Regions from separate parts of the Homo sapiens genome. Here region 1 is linked to region 2. Evidence: chromatin contacts called from ENCODE Hi-C or POLR2A ChIA-PET data. All regions are on one chromosome and are shown on one strand. Each heading gives the region's core, a stretch centred on a gene start or an enhancer-like site at or near the end of the contact. The rest is flanking DNA. Distances are from core to core; before and after follow the strand shown. Region 1 holds the start of PARK7 (Parkinsonism associated deglycase). Region 2 holds the start of LINC01134 (long intergenic non-protein coding RNA 1134).

Region 1 (6,744 bases), core at 256-2,755, 4.1 Mb before region 2:
GGCACGCATCTGTAGTCTCAGCTATTTGGGAGGCTGAGGTGGGAAGATGGTTTGGGCCCAGGAGGCAGAGACCGAAATGAGCCAAGATCCTGCCATCGCACTCCAGCCTGGACGACAGAGCTCAAAACAAAAGAGAAATGGGTCTGAAGGAAATATGGCAAGACATTAACAAGCGTTAAATGTGAGCAGTGGATCAACAGGTATTTATTCTTATGTCATCTCTGAAATTTTGTGTATATTTGAAATATTTCATAGAGCACTTTGAATATTTTATTCAAAATGATTTAAAAATCCAAAAACATTTAAAACAGGAATGGCTAAAAATCGATGTGGGACTTACCCCAGCTCGCCTCATGACATCTACAGGGATGACCGTCTCCATTTCCTCTGCTCCTTTAGCCAGGATGACCAGAGCTCTTTTGGAAGCCATTTTTATGTTATATGTTTACAAGCCTTAAAAAAAAAAAAAAAAAAAGATTTCAAAAAACTTTCATTGCAACCCTGAGATACCCCAAAATTTAAAGTTTAGGAGCATTTTCAAGCAGAGTAAGTACTTCCTAGGGAAACGGTTTTCATAGACAACTGAATACGAAAAAAGCAGCAGTTTAGTTATCTTAACGTTGATTTGTATAGCAGTTTTAATTGCTCTGAGATGAAAACATAATGAGGGTGCTAAAAGGTGTAGTATTGCTTAGATTTTCTTCTACCATGTTCTCTTAAATCCAACTTTAATAGTATGTTGCAAATGGGTTTTTTAAAAATACAAGTACGTGGGTCTCCTGCATTTCACACAATGCGGGGAAACAGTCTTTTTTGAAGCACTGTTTCAGAGAAACGACTAAACTGAATTTCATGGGCAAAAATTTAAATGTGGTCTTTCGCAATTAACTTGTAATTTTTTGGAGGGGATTTTTGTTTTCTTAGTTATAACTGTACTAAAAAATTGTGTGTGGGGGTCAACAGTGTTAAATGTCTGAACACTTTTTTTAATGACTGAGAAAGATGGAAATCCCCTCACTGAAGTCAACCCAACTACATCTGTCTCTCTGCGCGGAGTTCTCACTGCCAACGACAGCAGCTCAACGAGGTTCCGAATTTTTTTTAGCCTATTTACAGATTATCTGGAGGGTTTACCGTCCACGCAAAACAGAGTTTAATAAAACGGCTAGCCAGTTCCATGCCGGCGAGAGGTTAGGCAGAAGATTCTGGACGCTTCAGCGTTGCCACCACGCTGGCGGTCAGTCAAATCCAACGCCAGCGACAGGGCCCGACTGGGAGGCCGGAAGCGAGGGCGGCCCCGACCCAGGCCCCGCGCCGGTTCTGAGCCAGCGGGACACCGTCCAGCACAGGGACACCGTCCAGCACCCCCACGCCGCCCAGCGCCACGGCCCACACATGCGCCGCGCCCCCGCTGGCGCTGACCTGCACCCCGCGCCTCTTCCTGCGGACGCGGCGCCCCGGCCCGTTGGGTACCACTCACCCCACACCAGGCTGAAAATGAACGCACGCCAGCACGCACGCGCGCCGTCCGGCCTCCCTCAGCCCCACACTGCGCAGACTCACGCCGCCTTGGCCTCACGCTGCGTCACGTCCGGCCGAGTCTACCTCGGACTGAGGCGGGGGTGGCACCGGGGAGTTTCTAGCTGGACAGCCCTGGGTGAGGCGGCTCGGTCCCACATGGTACCCCCCACGAATGGCACAGTCCGGCCTGCCCCGGCGCCCGCGGGGCTTAACAGTCTCTACCGCCACCCTCCGTGAGGAGCCGGTCTCTGGAACTGCCGAGGGACTGGGGTTGTCAGAGGGGTTCCTTAGTTCGCGCTCCGTGCACGCCTGCTCCCTTTGCGTTGTTCCTTTTCTGGCGCGCCTTCCCGTTTCGCCTCTGGTCTGTTAGGACTCTGGTCCAGGCCTCCCGGACCTCTCCCCCACGCCTGGTCTCCCGATCTCGGGCGACTCTGCCGCATTTATTCACACCCGGATGTCTCAGGGGTGTGAGTTTTTTTCTCAGCATTGTTTGTTTTCTTTAACGATCCTGATGCTGCTGCACCCACAGGACTAGAGCAGTGCTGCGCACATAAGTCTAATAAGTACCAAGTTGGTCAGATGTATTTACATCATAATCTCAAGTTGTATTTATTGATATGTAAGAGACGTATGTGTTTTCTGGGTACATGTGGTATTTTGATACTTTCATATAATGTGTAATGATTAAATCAGGGTAAATGAGATCTCTATCACCTTAAACATTTGTCTTTATACTGGGAACATTCCAGTTACTCTCTTCAATAATAACATTTTAAAATATACAACAGATTACTGTTAACTATAGTCACCCTACAGAACTCTGCCAACGCTAGGTCTTATTCCCTCTTAAGGAGAGCACAGATCACCTGGTGACCATCAAGCAGGCCCCTTATCTGAGGAATTTAGAAGTAATTAGATATCCCTATTATCTAAAGTTGGCACCTGGTACCAGGTTAAATCAAAGGAAATAGTTAAAGCCCAAAATTCTTGAATGAGCTTAGAAGGATCCTGGCTAAATGAACGCAACTTGGATTGAATTTGCAAAAAATGAGACATTCGAAAAGGGACATGAAAAATCCACCGCGGCATGCTCAGTTCTCTCTTGCTGAGGCTGCACTCTTCTGCAGCGTTCTAATAAAACTTTCCTTTTTCAAACCTATATTGTTGTCGATAAATTCTTCTTACCAACCAGCAAGTCGACCACTTTCTGATGCTGGGGCTCTTGACACCTTGCCCAGCACTTCTACCAATTTTTGTACCTATTAATCACCCTGTTCATCCCCTTCTCCTGGCTACCCTTCCTGGCCTCTGGTAACCACCAACTTATCTTCATGATATCCACTTTTCAACTTCCCATTTATGAGTGAAATCATGTGATGCTTGTCTTTCTTTGCCTGGCTTGTTTCACTTAACATAATGACCTCCAGTTCCATCAATGTTGTTGCAAATAGGATTTTATTATTTTTTATGGCTGAATAGTATTCATTGTGTATATTTACATTTTATTTATCCAGTCATCCATTGATGAACATTTTGGTTGATTCCATATTTTGACTGTTGTGAACAGTGCTACAATAAGCATAGGAGTGCAAATATCTCTTTGATATATTGATTTTCTTTCTTTTTTTTTTTTTTTGAGACTCCATCTTGCTCTGTCGCCTAGCCTGAAGTGCAGTGGCACCATCTTGGCTCACTGCAACCTCTGCCTCTGTGTTGAAACAATTCTCGTGCCTCAGTCTTTCGAGTAGCTGAGACTACAGGTGTGTGCCACCATGCCTGGCTAATTTTTGTATTTTTAGTAGAGACAGGGTTTTACTATGTTGGCCAGGCTGGTCTTGAACTCCTGACCCCAAGTGATCTGCCTGCCTCGGCCTCCCAAAGTGCTGGGATTATAGGCGTGAGCTACCGTGCCTGGCCCTTCCTTTCTTTTTGGTATATACCGGTAGTGGGATTGCTGGATCATATGGTAGTTATGATTCCAGAACTTATGATTTCTCAGAAGTTAATCTTCTGAGGATTCCATATTGTTTTCCATAGTGGCTGCACTAATTGAGATGCTCGCCAACAGTGTATGAGGTTCCTTCTTCACATCCATCTCAGCATGTTATTCCCTTTTTGATAAAGGCCATTTTAACTGGGATGAGATGATATCTTACTGTCTTTATTTGCATTTCTCTGATTAGTGACATTGAGCCCTTTTTCATATCTCTTGGCCATTTGTATCTCTTCAGAAATGTCTATTCAGATCTTTTGCCCACTTTTAAATCTGATTGTTTTCTTGCTATTGAGCTCCTAATATATTCTAGTCATTAGTCCCTCATCAAATGGATAGTTTGCAAATATTTTCTCCCATTCTGTGTGTTGTCTCTTTGCTTTGTTGTTTCCTTTGCTGTGCATATACTTTTTAGTTTGATGTAATTCCATTTGTCTGTTTTTGCTTTTGTTGTCTGTGCTTTGAGGTCTTTGCCCAGATCAATACCCTGGAACATTTCCCCAGTGTTTTCTTTCTTTTCTTTTCTTTTTTTTTTTTTTTTGAGATGGAGTCTCGCTCAGCCGCCTAGGCTGGAGTGCAGTGGCGCAATCTTGGCTCACTGCAACCACTGTCTCCTGGGTTCAAGCGATTCTCTGTCTCAGCCTCCCGAGTATCTGGGATTACAGGCACCCTCCATCATGCCTGTCTAATTTTTGTATTTTAGTCCAGACAGGGATTCACCATGTTTCCCAGGCTGGTCTCGAACTCCTAACCTCAGGTGATCCACTTGCCTCAGCCTCCCAAAGTGCTGGGATTACAGGTGTGAGCCACCGTGCCTGGCCCCCCCCCCCCCAGTGTTTTCTTCTAGTAATTTCTTTTCTTTTCTTTTTTTTTTTTTTTTGAGACAGAGTCTCGCTCTGTTGCCCAGGCTGGAGTGCAATGGTGCAATCTCAGCTCATTGCAACCTCCGCCTCCCAGGTTCAAGCAATTCTCCCACCTCAGCCTCTAGAGTAGCTGGGATTGCAGGCACCTGCCATCATGCCTGGCTAATTTTTGTATTTTTAGTAGAGATGAGCTTTCACCATGTTGGCCAGGCTAGTCTCAAACTCCTGACCTCAAGTGATCTGCCCACCTCGGCCTCCCACAGTGCTGGGATTACAGGTGTGAGCCACAGCACCTGGCCTAAATACATCAGTGTTTTTAAGGTTTCAATTTAGATATTAAAATCGCGTTTCTGGCCAGGCGCGGTGGTGCGTGCCTGTAATCCCAGCACTTTGGGAGGCCAAGGTGGGCAGATCACGAGGTCAAGAGATCGAGACCATCCTGGCCAACATGGTGAAACCCGGTCTCTACTAAAAATACAAAAATTAGCTGGGCATGGTGGCTTGCACCTGTAGTCCCAATTACTCGGGAGGCTGAAGCAGGGGAATTGCTTGAACCTGGGAGGCGGAGGCTGAAGTGAGCTGAGATCGCACCACTACACTCCAGCCTGGGTGACAGAGCGAGACTCTTGTCTCAAAAAAAAAAAAAAAATCACGTTTATTTTCTTTGTTTTGTTTTTGTTTTTGTTTTGAGACAGAGTCTTGCTCTGTCATCCAGGCTGGCGTGTAGTGGCACCATCTCGGCTCACTGCAACCTCTGTCTCCCAGGTTCAAGCAATTCTCGTACCTCAGTCTCCCGAGTAGCTGGGACTACAGGCGTGCACCATCATGCCCAACTAATTTTTGTATTTTTATTAGAGACGGGGTTTCACCATGTTGGCCAAACTGGTCTCAAACTCCTGACCTCAAGTGATCTGCCCACCTCGGCCTCCCAAAGTGCTGGGATTACAGTTGTGAGCCACTGCACCTGGCCACATTTATTTCAAGAAATAAATTTTTTGTTAGTTTACAAAGCACTTTGGTATATTTCATGTGATTCTTACAATGATGGTGAGTGTGTTATTTTATTTAATTTTAAAAATTGGAGCTGTGCGGGGTGTCTCATCCCAACACTCTGGGAGGCCGAGGCGGGAGGATTGTTTGAGCCCAGGAGTTGGGGACCAGCCTGGACAACATGGCAAGACCCTGTCTCTACAAAAAATTTTAAAAATTACACGCCTATGGGTCCCAGCTACTTGAGAGGCTGACAGCGCAGCGGGGGAATCACTTGAGCCCAGGAGGTCAAGGCTGCAGTGGGTCATGATCTCATGCCACTGCACTCCAGGCTGGATGACAGAGTGAGACTGTGTCTCTAAAAAAAAAAAAAAAAAATGTGAATAATTGATGAACACTGAACTTGTGCAAAAGTCTGAAATGTCTTTAATCATATGACATTTAAGAAGAAACTTTTAGGAGTTCTGGAATGACTTCACTTTTGGCTATTTGCAAAGGAAGCAGCTGTGAAGGAGTGTGGAAAACAGGAATGACAGAGAAAGAGGAAAGACAAGTGGTCAGATGTGTGCTTCTAGAACCAAGGAGGGATACAGTTAGATGGAAGGAAAACCAAAAGAAGACAGGCTTTTTTGATCCAGTCTGCGTGGTAAACTTTTTTTTTGAGTCTCTCTGTCACCCAGGCTGGAGTGTGGGGGCATGATCTTAGCTCACTGCAACCTCTGCCTCCGGGGTTCAAGTGATTCCCCTGCCTCAGACTCCTGAGTAGCTGGGGTTACAGGCAAGCACCACCACGCCCAGCTAAATTTTCTGTGTTTTTAGTAGAGACAGGGTTTTACCATGTTGGTCAGGCTGGTCTCAAACTCCTGACCTCAAGTGATCCACCAGCCTCGGCCTCCCAAAGTGCTGGGATTACATGCGTGAGCCACCGAGCCCGGGCCCCGTGGTAAACTCCTAAAAGGAGTCACCAATGCTCCTGCTCCTGGTCTGCTACAGCATGAGACAGCCACGATAGCCTAAAGATGACAGATGTTTCAGCAGTGAGAGCCAGAGAGAATGAACTGGAGTTAACATTCCTGAGACATACGCATCACCATCAAGACCTGAAATGGACCACAGTCAGCATTAATTCTTACCAAGTGAATACACTGCACAGTTTTAAAAAGTCAAGTATTACTTGCGGCAGATTGGATTATTTTTCAGAAATAGTCACTCCCCTTCCACCTGCATGGGTGGAGTCTACTTCCTGTCCCTTGATTTTGGGTTTGGCCTTGTTTTGGTCCATGGAATGTTAACAGACACCTGTAACAAAGCCTTGAAAAGTCTGCCCTGATTATTAGGTTGTGCTCTTCTACTTTTGAATTGCTGTAGGAAGAGCTT
Region 2 (6,775 bases), core at 2,282-4,781:
CAGCAACCGGCAGATTGAATGTAGGGGGCGGGGGAGCATCCAGGAAGGGCCCCCTGAGGACAGGAGATATAAGCTGAGTTGAGGTTTAACAAATGGATTAGCCAGGCAAAACGTGGGTTGGGGAGCTGGGGAAAGAAGGTTTTCAGGCACAGGGAAGTGGGGAAGAGGCTTTGCAGTGGTCAGGAGCTGAGGGAGGCACTGTGGATAGCAGAGGGGCAGGGGAACAGGTGCTGGGACTCTGTGCGGCTGGAGCAGGGAGCGGCAACGGTGAGCAAGCTCAGAAGCCCTTCCGCACATTCATTGGACAAACACCTGCTGGGCACCCACAGTGTGCCAGGCACCATGCCAGGACTTACAGGCCACTCTAAGACTGTGGCTCTGGATCCCAGAAGCAGGGGATCACCCCAACAGCTGTGGGCTGCCCAGGCCAGAGGAAAAGGAGAGACCAGCCGTGAGGCTTCAAAGTCTAGAATTAACAGCAACCGGCATCTGACAGGATGTGGGCAGGGAGAGAGAGACATTCACCAATGGCCTGGGTGTCAGGCCTTACAGCTGGGAGGCTGGAAACCATGCTCATCCCAGACCTGGGGAGAGGACAGACAACATTGGTGAAGGGAAGGAGAGTGCCCTTTGGGATGTTAAAAGTCCACATGGCTCGGAGCCCAGAGCCCCCATCGGGCGGGCGAGGCCAGGCAGTGAGGCATTTACATCAACTGGCACCAACCACAAACAAGACAGGCAAACACCAGCCAAGCCCCAGTGGATGAAAACTTTGAGCTCCCAAGGACTGGGAAATAAAACCACTGAACCAAGCTTATTATGAAATCAATCTCTGCGAAAATGGGACAGGCTAGGTGTTTAACAAAGTATCGCTCGCTCTCATTTTTTTCTGAACAGCTGGCAGCGATTATATTAAGTTTCCATTTCAAACGCATTTCCTGCCAGTTACACATTTGTCTCCTCCCCTTCTGTACAACATGGATAATAACACGGGAGAAGCGCAGGGCTAGGAAGAGAGAGGGTACAACAGCCAGGTAGGACATGTGTGTGTGTGTGTACACCAGGGCTGCAAGCATCTTCACTCACTGCCGAAAGCAAAACCCCACGTGCAGTCTAATTTGAGGGCTCCACCTAATTACCAAACGTCACACTTCTAAAGAGAGTGGAGGCTGCATAGAGCTCAAGCTGGCAGGATCCTTAAATACTCTCCCTTCTCAGGCACTAAAAGGAGGCATCAGCTGCATGTCTGGGCTTTGAGAGAGTCATACCGTAAGAGAAGGCACACTGATGCTTTTGGAAGAGATTATGAATCACACCCTGCCTTGGAACAGTGCACAGAGGGACCCTGAGCAGGCCATGAAGCCACAATGCAATGCAGTTCACTTTTCAACCTTTGTAGTTTAAGTGGAAAACCTAATGCTTCTGACAAAACTGCCTGATTTAAATGTTCTCACTTGAAAAAAAAAATAATGATTTAAAAAGGAAATAAGACTCCCATTTATTTGCAAAGCACAGTACGGGCTGCTGGGTGCACCCTGCGCCCGAGCACCTGGGAGCCAGCCCTGGACTGCGCAGCCACCTGCGGGCGGAGAGGGGAGGGGCCAGGTGTCCTCGGCCTCTGATGTGGCTTCCACCCTGCGCCCTTTTCTGAAGACACACATCCTAGAGCCCAGAGAACTTGAGGGCTGGAGGGTTTAAGGCAAGGCTGGATTTCATTTCTATGTTGAAATTCTTAAGAACAGAACAGTGTGCCGAGCGCGGTGGCTCACGCCTGTAATCCCAGCATTTTGGGAGGCCGCAGCAGGCGGACCACGAGGTCAGGAGATCGAGATCATCCTAGCTAACACGGTGAAACCCCGTCTCTACTAAAAATACAAAAAAATTAGCCGGGTGTGGTGGCGGGAGCCTGTAGTCCCAGCTACTCGGGAGGCTGAGGCAGGAGAATGGCGTGAACCCGGGAGGCAGAGCTTGCAGTGAGCCGAGATTGCGTCACTCCACTCCAGCCTGGGCGACATAGCGAGACTCCCGTCAAAAAAAAAAAAGAAAAGAAAAGAACAGTGGGCCTGGCACGGTGGCTCACGCCTGTAATCCCAGCACTTTGGGAGGCCAAGGTGGGCGGATTATTTGAGGTCAGGAGTTCGAGACCAGCCTGACCAACATGATGAAACCCCATCTCTACTAAAAATACAAAAATTAGCCAGGTGTGGTGGCGCCTGCCTGTAATCCCAGCTACTCAGGAGGCTGAGGCAGGAGAATGGCTTGAGCCCATGAGGCGGAGGTTGCAGTGAGCTGAGATCGCGCCACTGCACTCCAGCCTGGGTGACAGAGCGAGACTCCGTCTCAAAAAACAAACAAACAAACAAAAAAACCCACAACAGAACAGTGGTCCTCAGCTTTACAAACACCTCCCTCAGCGGCGGCCAAAGAGGACGCATCACAGCAGCCCAGGCCTGCTAGGGGCGTGTTTGCTGGAGGAGGCGTGGCCGCCGTGTGTCCATCCAGACCTGATAGGGCGCGGCCATTGGAGGAGGCGTGGCCGCTGCGGGTCCACCCAGGCCTGCTAGGGGCGTGGCCATTGGAAAAGGCGTGGCCCCTGCGAGTCCACGTTGGCCCCGGAGAGTAACGGGACGGCGGAGGGGTCATTTCCCGCCTTGCACGTAACGGGGGACGAAAACCGGCCCCCAGCCCGACGCCGGACCCTGGCCTCCTGGGCCCACCGACGGCCTCCACTAAGGCCCCCTCCCGCCCGCAACGTGGGGGACAGCTGAGGCCACTTCCCGGGCGGGCCACCCCAACCCAAAGCGGCATGTCGCGGGGCAGCACAGCCTGCGACAAGCGCGCAAAGCTCCCCAGCGGGACCGCAGCACGGGCAGGCCTGGGAGTCCCTCGCGCTGCTCAAGGCCGCTAACCGGCACTCAGAAACCAGCGCTCTGCGGCACTGGAGAAAGCACTTCCCGCCCTCCTGCAGGCTGTTAGCCAGGGGATGCAAGGGGAGGGGCCCCTCACGGACGTCCCGCCCGCCCCTCTCAAACATGGCGGCCACAGGCGCACCAAAGGAAGAGCCCCTCACAAACATGGCCGTCCGCCCCTCTCATACATGGCGCCAAAGAGGCTTCAAGGGAAGCGCCCCTCACGAACATGGTTGCCTGCCCCTCTCAAACATAGCGGCCACAGGCGCACCAAGAGAAGCGCCCCTTACAAACATGGCCGTCTGCCCCTCTCAAACATGGTGGCCAAAGAGGCTTCAAGGGAAGAGCCCCTCAAGAACATGGTTGCTCCCCCCTCAAGAACATAGTTGCCCACCTCGCTCAAACATGGCGGCCACAGGTGCACCAAGGGAAGCGCCGTTCACGAACATGGCCGTCTGCCCCTTTCAAATATGGCGAACACAGAAGCTACAAAAAAAGCACCCCCCGCAAACATAATCTCTCAGGCCTGCCACGGGCGTGGGAAACATAGCGGCTACAGGGGTGCCAAGGGACGCGCCCTCATGAACATGGCCGGCCACAGGCCGACTTCCTGCTCCAGTGTCCCACCACTGGCCCAAGGCCTGTGACCTTCGCCCGCCGCTTACGAAAGAGCCAACACGGGGGGGGGGGGGGGGGGAATCACATGACGAGGGTGCTGCACTGTGATTGGCTGTGCTGACGTCGGACGCCGCCGCGGCGCGCTCTGCAGACTCCGGGTCGCCGCTCCGCCGGGACGCGTTGGCCGGGGCGCGCGGTGCTTGGCTGCGGTGCTCACACTCATGAGGAGCCGGAAGGTGAGGGCTGGGTCCCGGCAGCAGCTGCGCCGGGCAGGGCGGGGACTCTGGGTCACCTGCTGTCTGGAGAACCGGGGCGGGGTCACGGGGTGCCTGTGGCCTAGGAGCGGCCTCCGCTTGGGCCTCGCCCCCGGCAGTAGTTGGGGGGCTCCAGGCCACGCTCCCGGGAGAAGGAGGGCTGCCAGGTCACGCCCCTGTGAAAAGGGGGCTCCGGGCCACGCCCTCGGAAGAAGTGGAGCTCACAGGTCACGTCCCCGGGAGAAGGGGGCTCCCAGGTTACCCACCCCCGCAGAATGGGGCCTCTGGGCCACACCCCCGAGAGAAGGGGAGCTCCCAGGCCATGCCCGCGGGAGAAGGGGGGCTCCGGTCCACGCCCTCGGGAGAAGTGGAGCTCACAGTTCACGTCCTGGGCAACAGGGGGCTCCCAGGTCACGCCCCCTTGAAGGGAGGTTTCGGGCCACTTTCCTAGGAAGGTGGGGCACCCTCTCCAGAACTGGTTTCAACTCCTGGTAGTGCTAGATGCTGCAGAGCTGAGTTTGTGCCCCTCAACTGCTGCCACTCCAATGGACGTCACACAGCAAGTGACCTCAGCTTGGCCCCATCTACTGAATGTGCTAAAAGTGGGGTGATGAGGGATCCACCAAGAGGGTGGTGAGGATTGAAGGGGGGTGCCAGTGTCTGGCAAGGGGCAAGTGCTCATTGCGTGGGTGTAACAGTTAAGGCGAAGGACCCTTTTCACAGTGGACCCGGCGCGGGTCCCGGTCCACTTGGGAGGCTCTGAGCTGCATGGAGGCTCTCCTGGTTTGTTCAAATGGAGTGGCCACTTGTGAATTCCAACTCCTTTTACTATTTTTATCTTTGAACCAAAACTTGTCTCCTGTAGGCACATATACTTGGATCTTTTTTAAAATGCAGTCTGGTAGTTTCTGCCTTTTGATTGAATTGTTTAGCCCATGCACATTTAATATTATTGATACACTGTAGTTAGGTTTACATTTGCCATTTTACTTTTTCTTTTCTTTATACAAGTCTGTCTTTTTCTTCCCCTGTTCCTTCTTTAAGTGGATTAAAGTGAATATTTCCTAATGTAGCATTTTAATTTAATGATTTTTTTTCCACAACTTTTTTGGGTTTTTTCCAGTGCTTTATGTTTTACCGTATACAGCTTAATCTTCATATTCTCCATATACATCTTAAGCTTCAGATTTGTACTAGGTTAATTCCAAGTGATACAGAAATGTTACTCTTATATGGTTATTTTTGTGGTATTTTGTTATATGTATTACATCTGATAATGTTACAAACTCAACAGTACTGTGTTATCATTATTACTTTCTGTCTGTGGTCATTTCCTTAGCCAGCAGGGGTTTGCTTTCACCCACTTTGTTTTGTTATTGGCAAATATAGTACATGTCTGTATATATTATACACATATTACTGTATACAATTGCTTTTTAAATTAAGAGAAGGAGGTAGAGGAATAGGCATTTAAACTATATAAGAACATAATTACCTTTACTGGTGCTGTTTTTGTGTGTGTGTGGTTTTGAATTACTGTCTGGGGTCACTTGCTTTCAGCCTGATGAACTTCTTTTAGTGTTTCTTGTAAAGTGAGTTTTGTTGTTGTTGTTGTTGTTGTTGTTGTTGTTGTTGTTTTTGCTTTGAGACCAGAGTCTCACTCTGTTGCCCAGGCTGGAGTGCAGAGGTGTGATCTCGGCCCACTGCAACCTCTGCCTCCCGGGTTCAAGTGATTCTCACCTCAGCCTCTGGAATGGCTGGGATTACAGGAGGCTGCCACTACGCCCGGCTAATTTTTGTGTTTTTACTGGAGACAGGTTTTCACCATGTTGGCGAGGCTGGTCTAAAACTCCTGACCTCAGGTGATCACTGCCTCAGCCTCCCAAAGTGGTGGGATTACAGGCATGAGCCACCATGCCCAGCCCATTTTTGAAGTATAGCTTTGCTGGATATAGGATTCTTGGTTGACAAGTTTATTTGAGCATGTTGAATATGTTTGAATATTCTCCATTGTTTCAGTCAGTTCATTTATTGAGGTTCCCTTCTAAGTGGCTTTCTTCTTGGGGCTTTCAAGGTTTTGTTCTCTTTCAAGATTTTGCCTTTGATCTTTGTATTTTTACAGTGATGTGTCTGTGGATCTCTTTGCATGTATCCTATTTGGAGTTCTGTTCATTAAGATTCCTGGATATGGGGCCAGGCACGGTGGCTCACGCCTGTAATCCCAGCACTTTGGGAGGCTGAGGCAGGCGGATCACAAGGTCAGGAGATTGATACCATCCTGGCTAACACAGTGAAACCCTATCTCTACTAAAAATACAAAAAATTAGCGGGGCGTGGTGGCGGGCGCCTGTAGTTCCAGCTACTTGGGAGGCTGAGGCGGGAGAATGGCATGAACCTGGGGGGCGGAGCTTGCAGTGAGCCAAGATTATGCCACTGTACTCCAGCCTGGGCGATAGAGTGAGACTCCGTCTCAAAAAAAAAAGATTCCTGGATATATAGGTTAATGTTTTTCTGTAAATTTGAGAAGTTCTCAGCCATTATTTCTTCAAATATTTTTTCTGCTCCTTTCTCTCTGCATTCCTGGTGGTTCTTATTTTGTGTATGTTAGTGCACTTAATGATGTCCAGCATTTCTCTGCAGCTTGCTTTATTTTTCTTCGTTCTTTTTTTCTCTGTGTTCTTCAGCATGCATAATCTATCGATCTGTCTTCAAGTTTGCTTATCCTGCCAGTTCAGTTCTACTATTAAGCCCTTCTAGTGAATTTTGTTATTTCAGGTTTTGTACTTTTCTACTCCAGAATTTCCATTTGGTTTTTAAGTAATTTATCTTTATTGATAGTCTCTTTGATGCAGCATTATCTTATGTTTCTTCTTTATTCATGATCTTGATATTGTTTATCATGGCTACCTTGGTCCTTTATATATGTATAAATCCAACATCTGGTCACTCTCACAGACAGCTTCTGTGGCCTGCTTTTATTCCAGTGTATGAGCC

What was found. Hi-C counts contacts between places; a loop is a spot of excess contacts on that map. ChIA-PET counts read pairs that join two places held with the same protein, here RNA polymerase II (POLR2A). Pooled maps may share reads with other maps.
Region 1: a loop to region 2 is called in a map of naive thymus-derived CD4-positive, alpha-beta T cell, with 20 times the contacts of the local background. The contact joins the promoter of PARK7 here to the promoter of LINC01134 in region 2. A Hi-C loop is called at or near these places in 1 of 168 maps with a recorded cell type or tissue (naive thymus-derived CD4-positive, alpha-beta T cell), 1 of 37 single-sample maps with no recorded cell type and 9 of 50 pooled maps. POLR2A ChIA-PET finds 5 or more read pairs at or near these places in 2 of 52 experiments (GM12878 and HEK293).

What each region holds. Positions count from the first base shown.
Region 1 is chr1:7,956,472-7,963,215 of GRCh38, reverse strand. It overlaps PARK7 (Parkinsonism associated deglycase), which reads right to left and starts at 1,505. Exons shown (of 7, transcript NM_007262.5): 1 at 1,423-1,505; 2 at 341-453. The coding sequence starts at 430. RefSeq lists enhancers at 1,065-1,124, 1,175-1,224, 1,425-1,474, 870-1,653, 1,855-1,954 and 1 more and a silencer at 1,605-1,704.
Region 2 is chr1:3,897,160-3,903,934 of GRCh38, reverse strand. LINC01134 (long intergenic non-protein coding RNA 1134) reads right to left here and starts at 3,531. Exons shown (of 4, transcript NR_024455.1): 1 at 3,304-3,531. It overlaps C1orf174 (chromosome 1 open reading frame 174), which reads left to right and starts at 3,663. Exons shown (of 4, transcript NM_207356.3): 1 at 3,663-3,763. The coding sequence starts at 3,749. RefSeq lists silencers at 2,583-2,762, 3,843-3,912 and enhancers at 2,963-3,222, 2,862-3,431, 3,432-4,000, 4,001-4,571.